Regions from separate parts of the Homo sapiens genome. Here region 2 is linked to region 1. A link is a loop called in an ENCODE intact Hi-C map of the cell type or tissue named here. Cell type or tissue: transverse colon. All regions are shown on one strand. Each heading gives the region's core, and the rest is flanking DNA. Links, peaks and the distances in the headings are about the cores only.

Region 1 (2,908 bases), core at 234-2,733:
TATTCAGGAGGCTGAGGCAGGAGAATCACTCGAACCCAGGAGGTGGAGGTTGCAGCGAGCTGAGATCGCGCCACTGCATTCCAGTCTGGGCGACAGAGCGAGACTCCTTTTGGAAAAAAGAAAAAAGACCCAGGAAAATAAAAATGACACTGTTCTGGTAAGGCAGTGTAAACTACGGGGGCACAAGTTTCCAGATCTCTCCCTAGGTGTCGATACCCACTGTGAGGAGTCAATGTGCACCTGCAATATCACACAAATGGGGGCACCACAATACACCCGGCGGCGAGGGACGCTGGCGCCATGCCTGGAGGGTGGAAAGGGAGTGGGCAGCTCAGGTGGAGGCAGACAGAGGGCAAACTGGAAGCCAGCTCAGTCTATTTCCTATCCCAGTACTGCCACTTACAAGCTTTGTGATCTCAGGCAAGTCACTTAACCTTTCTGAGTCTAAGAGTCTTCATCCATAACATGGAGGAATTATCATTAATTTCATAGAATTTCTATGATTGAATTAAATGGTATCTGTAAAGCATTTAGCTTAGTGCTTAGCACATGGAAAATCCTTGTTAGATGGAATGGGTTAGCATTGCTTTTTTTTTTTTTTTTTTTTTTTTGAGACGGAGTCTCGCTCTGTTGCCCAGGCTGGAGTGCAGTGGCGCGATCTCGGCTCACTGCAAGCTCCGCCTCCCGGGTTCACGCCATTCTCCTGCCTCAGCCTCCCGAGTAGCTAGGACTATAGGCGCCCGCCTCCACGCCCGGCTAAATTTTTTTTGTATTTTTAGTAGAGACGGGGTTTCACCGTGTTAGCCAGGATGGTCTCGATTTCCTGACCTCATGATCCACCCGCCTCGGCCTCCCAAAGTGCTGGGATTATAGGCGTGAGCCACCGCGCCCGGCCGTCATTGCTTTTAATGCAGACAAACAATTTGGCATTTAGGTTTACATTAATCTTCAGTGTTTTTGTTTAGTGAGTCAGTTTCAACAAGTCCTACCCAACACGAACACGTGGCTCATATCTCTGCTCTTAGGGGAAGACCACAAGACACCAGTGCCTTTCATTCTTACACAGAGCAGGCACTATTTCGTTACAGGCAAAAGGACCACACTACCACAACGTAGAGGACAGAGAAAGCTCCTTCAAAGGAAAAATGTGGGAAGAAGTCGGCCACAGATCAGACTGCTGGAACAGAAAGGCCAAGGATGTCCCAGCCCCATCAGGCGTCATGCAGGGGCATGGGACCAGCATCTGTTCTAGAGAGATGGGGCCCAGGAGCAGCTGCAAGGGCCTTCCCAGGGCCAAAAAGGGCCAGGAGCGGGAGGGCAGTTTCAGTGGTCAGCCAGGTAAGAAAGACCAGCTGGACCCTTCTTGAAGCGCTGTTACTGAGCCCAGGTTGAAGACAGGGAACACAGCTGGAATACCCAGAGGCAGTAGGTTTATCTAGTTTAATTTTATTTTCATTTTTTTTTCATCATAAGTTCCGTCTTTGCTATCACTTAATTTTAGGTTTAAAATGCCACCCTTCTTAACTGGCTCTCCCAAAACTGTGCATACTGCGCACTCTGGTGGTCATAACAACCAACTACAGCAACGTGGTCAATTTGTTTCCCAGAAAGGGTTGGGGCTGCTGCTCTCCGCATCCTACCGCCATTACAAACCTGGCCCCCAGCCAAGTGGACACCATTGGTAACCCCATTCAAACTCCATTCAAAGGCCTGAGCATGGAGAACAATACATAGCGGGGGGTGGGCATGCCCCACAGAAACAACAGGCAGGAGACTGGCTTCCCAGGATTTGACTAGTGAAATCCACACATATGGGTCTGAATATACTGTGTGACTCCACTTAAGTAGCTGGAGGACAGGAACAAGAGGCTAACAAGCCAATGCTACCAACTTCCCAGCTTCCTACCCAGAATAAGGCTGTGTGAACAGGCAGCTGGTTAGCTTGGAGGCAAGTGGGGAGGGGAAGAGCCAAGGACTGGCATGCAGCCAAGCTGACCAGGGAGGGACAGGAACCAGGTATGACAGGGAAGAGAGAGCTTTAACTTAGGGGTGAGTGCTGAGGGCTTTCGTAAAGAGAAGCTATTAGAACCATCCAATCTAGTTCAGACCTTGACTCTTGGCCAGGCACGGTGGCTCACACCTATAATCCCAGAACTTTGGGAGGTCAAGGCAGGAGGATGGCTTGAGGCCAGGAGTTCAAGACTAGCCTGGGCAACATAGTGAGATCGTATATCTAAAAATAATAATAATAATAAAAATTAGTCAGGCATGGTGGCCCATGCCTGTAGTCCCAGCTGCTCAGGAGGCTGAGGTGGGGAGATTGCTTGAGCCCAGGAGTTTGAGGATGCAGTGAGCCAAGGTTGTACCACTGCACTTCAGCCTGGGCAACAGAGCAAGACCCTGTCTCTAAAAAAAAAAAAAACAAAAAGCAAGACACACACATACAAAAACCCCAAAACCTGACTCACCAGGCTTGGGAGTCTGAGGTCCTGGCTCCAAGTAACCTCTGCTTAGTTTGGACTTCCCTGGAGAGATGATGGATGTGTTTGCCTCAGGAATGCTGCAAGACCCCACCCAGTCATCAACTTGGGGAGTGTTGGGGAGCCAGAGATCACCTGTAACCCCTTCTTTTAGCTCTTAGTGAGCTCTTCCGCTGGATCTAGAAACGAAATCAACAACAGGCAGATTAACAAGAGAAAAGTATACAAATTTCATTAATTTTACATGTATATGGGGATCTTCGTAAGAGGGTGAAGCATGAAGAAGTGGCCAAAGCAAGAAACTTTTATACTTTTTAGATAGAGTGATACATTTGAGAAGAAATGACAGCACCAAGAAAATCTGGCTATGGGGCAGTAGATTTTCTAGGGAAGTCACTAGGAGATACATGGTAGTGGTGAGCTGTGAA
Region 2 (2,908 bases), core at 258-2,757, 140 kb before region 1:
AAGAATGAATAAAATGAATCTGTCATTTCACAGCAAACTGACAGTATTTATTGCTAATGATGAAACCCAAGCTCAAGTGAAAATTGGAATTTTAGAAACCTTGTGTTCACCACTGTGACCTTGGCAGCTTCCCAATACTTAAAGACTTCTCTGATGAGATCGGTGTTGATATTAACTAATGTGATTTTTAAAACATAGTATACTAATATTTGTCAATATTTGAAAGACCTGCATAACTTGGTGAACCATTTTTTTCCAAACAGCCAGTGCATTAAGTTATAACATCATGCTTGGGCAAAAGATATATCCAAAATGCGAAAGAGTCTAATGTATTTTAATGTAATTGAACATAAAAATTTCATTGATAGGATTTCAGATTTTTTTTTTTTTTTTTGAGACTGAGTGCAGTGGCAGAATCTTGGCTCACTGCAACCTCCGCCTCCCGGGTTCAAGAGATTCTCCTGCCTCAGCCTCCCGAGCAGCTGGGACTACAGGCAGGCGCCACCATGCCCAGCTAATTTTTGTATTTTTAGTAGAGACGGGGTTTCACCATATTGGCCAAGCTGGTCTCGAACTCCTGACCTCGTGATCCACCCACCTCAGCCTCCCAAAGTGCTGGGATTACAGGCATGAGCCACTGCGCCCGGCTAGATTTCAGATTCTAATCACAACTAACCTTCAAAAAAAAAAAACAGCACTTGTCAAGTTTTGGCTAGTATCAAAAAAGAATAGCCAGGCTCAGTAGTTCACACCTGTAATCCCAGCACTTAGGGAAGCTGAGGCAGGAGGATTGCTTGAGGCCAGGAAAAGACCAGCCTGGGCAACATAGTGAGACCCCATCTGTACCAAAAAAAAGAAAAATGAGCTGAGTGTGGTGGTGAGTACCTGTAGTCCTTGCTACTTGGGAGGCTGAGGTGAAAGGATCACTTGAGCCCAAGAGTTTGAGGTTACAGTGAGCTATGATCATGCCACTGCACTCCAGCCTGGCCAACAGAGCAAGATCCTGCCTCTAAAAAATAAAAAAAAGAATAGCCACAATTATTTGAAAGGGCTGTTAACATATCCCTTTTACAACTATGTATTTGCGTAAGCCTGTATTTTCTTCATAAACTTCACTTAAAACAACATATTGCATCAGATTAAATGCAGAAGTGTGTTTGAAAATCCAGCTGTCTTCTATCAAGACATTAAAGAAATTTGTAAACATATAAAATAATGCCACTTTTCTCATTAATTTTTTATTTTGGGAAATATTTTTTCTAAAAATATGTTGTTACACTACATTTATTATTTTAATCATATAATATGAATATTTTAAAAACATATCAATTTAAATTTATATTACTGTAAATACCAATAGACATAAAACGTATAAACAGATGTTCTTTGGGGTCCTCAATAATTTTTAGGCAAGAAAAGGGGTCCCGAAACCATTAAGTTCCAGAACCAGCCCTTTAATGTTGTACCAACCAGTCTCAGACAGCAGGGGGCAGCAGAGGCAGCCAAATGAAGGCATTCCCTCTGCATTTCTACAGTTAAAGGTATTGAGTGCCTACTGGGTGTGGCCACACCCTGTGCTGCGACACAGAAATCAATCTGGCAAGTTCATGGTGGGGGTTGGAGGGAAGCAGTCCCCGGCAACTGACAATGGTGGGGACAAAGCAGATAGTTCTTCTAGTGAGCATCCAAAGGCTCTGGGGAAGGGTCAGCATGGCATTATGGTGACCTCGGTTATTCCCACTGGCTGGCGACAAGACCTGGTGGGAGAGGAAGCTTCCAGGATCTGGGGTCAGAAAGGAATGTGAAGCTCCCCAGCCTTGCAAGACTGGAGCCTGAACAGTGATCCAGGAGAATGAGAAAGGGGGTCAGGTATCTTTTTTTTTTTGAGACAGGGTCTCCCAGGGTGGAGTGAAGTGGCACGATCTCAGCTCTCTGCAGCCTCCACCTCATGCCTCATGCTTCCCAAGTAGCTGGGACTACAGGCATGCACCACCACACGTGGCTAATTTTTGTATTTTTAGTAGAGATGGGGTTTCACTATGTTGGCCAGGCTGGTCTCAAACCCCTGGCCTCAAGTGATCCATCCGCCTTGGCCTCCCAAAGTGCTGGGATTACATGTGTCAGCTACCCCACCCAGCCATGATATCATTTTTTATTAACTTGACACAGACATTTCCCAAAGCCCCCTCTACGAAGTGAGAAGGGGCTGCTTCAGCTCTGTCTCTCCTGTCCCCACTGTGGTCCTCACCCCCAACCCCCAAATACAGCCTCTCCTCAGTCCCAGGTCAGCTTCCTGCCCCTCCCTTATTCACAGAGCTTTAACTGAAGCCCTCCTCCAGGAACCAACACCAAAACCAAAACCCTCCTCTGCCTCTGCCTTCCCCGCCAGCTGCCATCCAACCATGTTGCCCTGCCAGCTGCCCTGAAAGGGGCTGTCCACCATGTCACCAAGTGAGCCCCTGCTCCTGCCTCCCACCCTATGCACATCACCCTTCCCAAGTCACCCACAGTCCCAATGGCCCACCCCAGGGGACACCTCCATCCTGGCCCTCCCGGCCCTGGCTAACCTCTCCCTGCACACTCTCCTCTCACTGTCTGCTCCCCTCTGTCCTCTTCTTCCCCTCAGAGGGCTCCTCCTCAGGCCCCTGCCCCTGCCCATCCCCTCCCTGTTGGTTTTCATCCGTGGTGAGCCACGCTTCCCTCCCAGGGGCTACTCAGCCTCTCCTCCCAAAGGCTGTCCATTCCCAAGAGGTGGACTCAAGCCCGGCCCCGCCCCCCAGAGCTCTACCGAGGAATATCCCATGTATCTCCCAATGGTCCCTCAAACTCACTGTGTCCCCAAGCCACATCATCACCTTTCCCCATACCTGCATCTCCAGGCTCCCCACCCCAGGAAATGGCACCACCA

The links. Hi-C counts contacts between places; a loop is a spot of excess contacts. Peaks named below come from ENCODE experiments on the same cell type or tissue, not always from the same donor. Only the 100,000 strongest peaks of a DNase experiment are listed, where the experiment ranks them.
Region 2: a loop joins it to region 1, with 12 times the contacts of the local background. A loop is called at or near these places in 88 of 110 quality-filtered maps.

Annotation. Positions count from the first base shown.
Region 1 is chr11:75,387,544-75,390,451 of GRCh38, reverse strand. No RefSeq gene overlaps it. Among named protein-coding and RNA genes, the nearest start is that of RPS3, 11 kb to the left of the region's middle. In transverse colon, for the core only: a CTCF peak has its summit at 1,578 (motif pointing left); DNase peaks (open chromatin) are centred at 1,611 and 1,991; H3K27ac peaks cover 1,114 bases.
Region 2 is chr11:75,531,137-75,534,044 of GRCh38, reverse strand. No RefSeq gene overlaps it. Among named protein-coding and RNA genes, the nearest start is that of GDPD5, 6.6 kb to the right of the region's middle. RefSeq lists a silencer at 1,544-1,623 and an enhancer at 1,581-2,397. In transverse colon, for the core only: a CTCF peak has its summit at 1,490 (motif pointing right); a DNase peak (open chromatin) is centred at 1,514.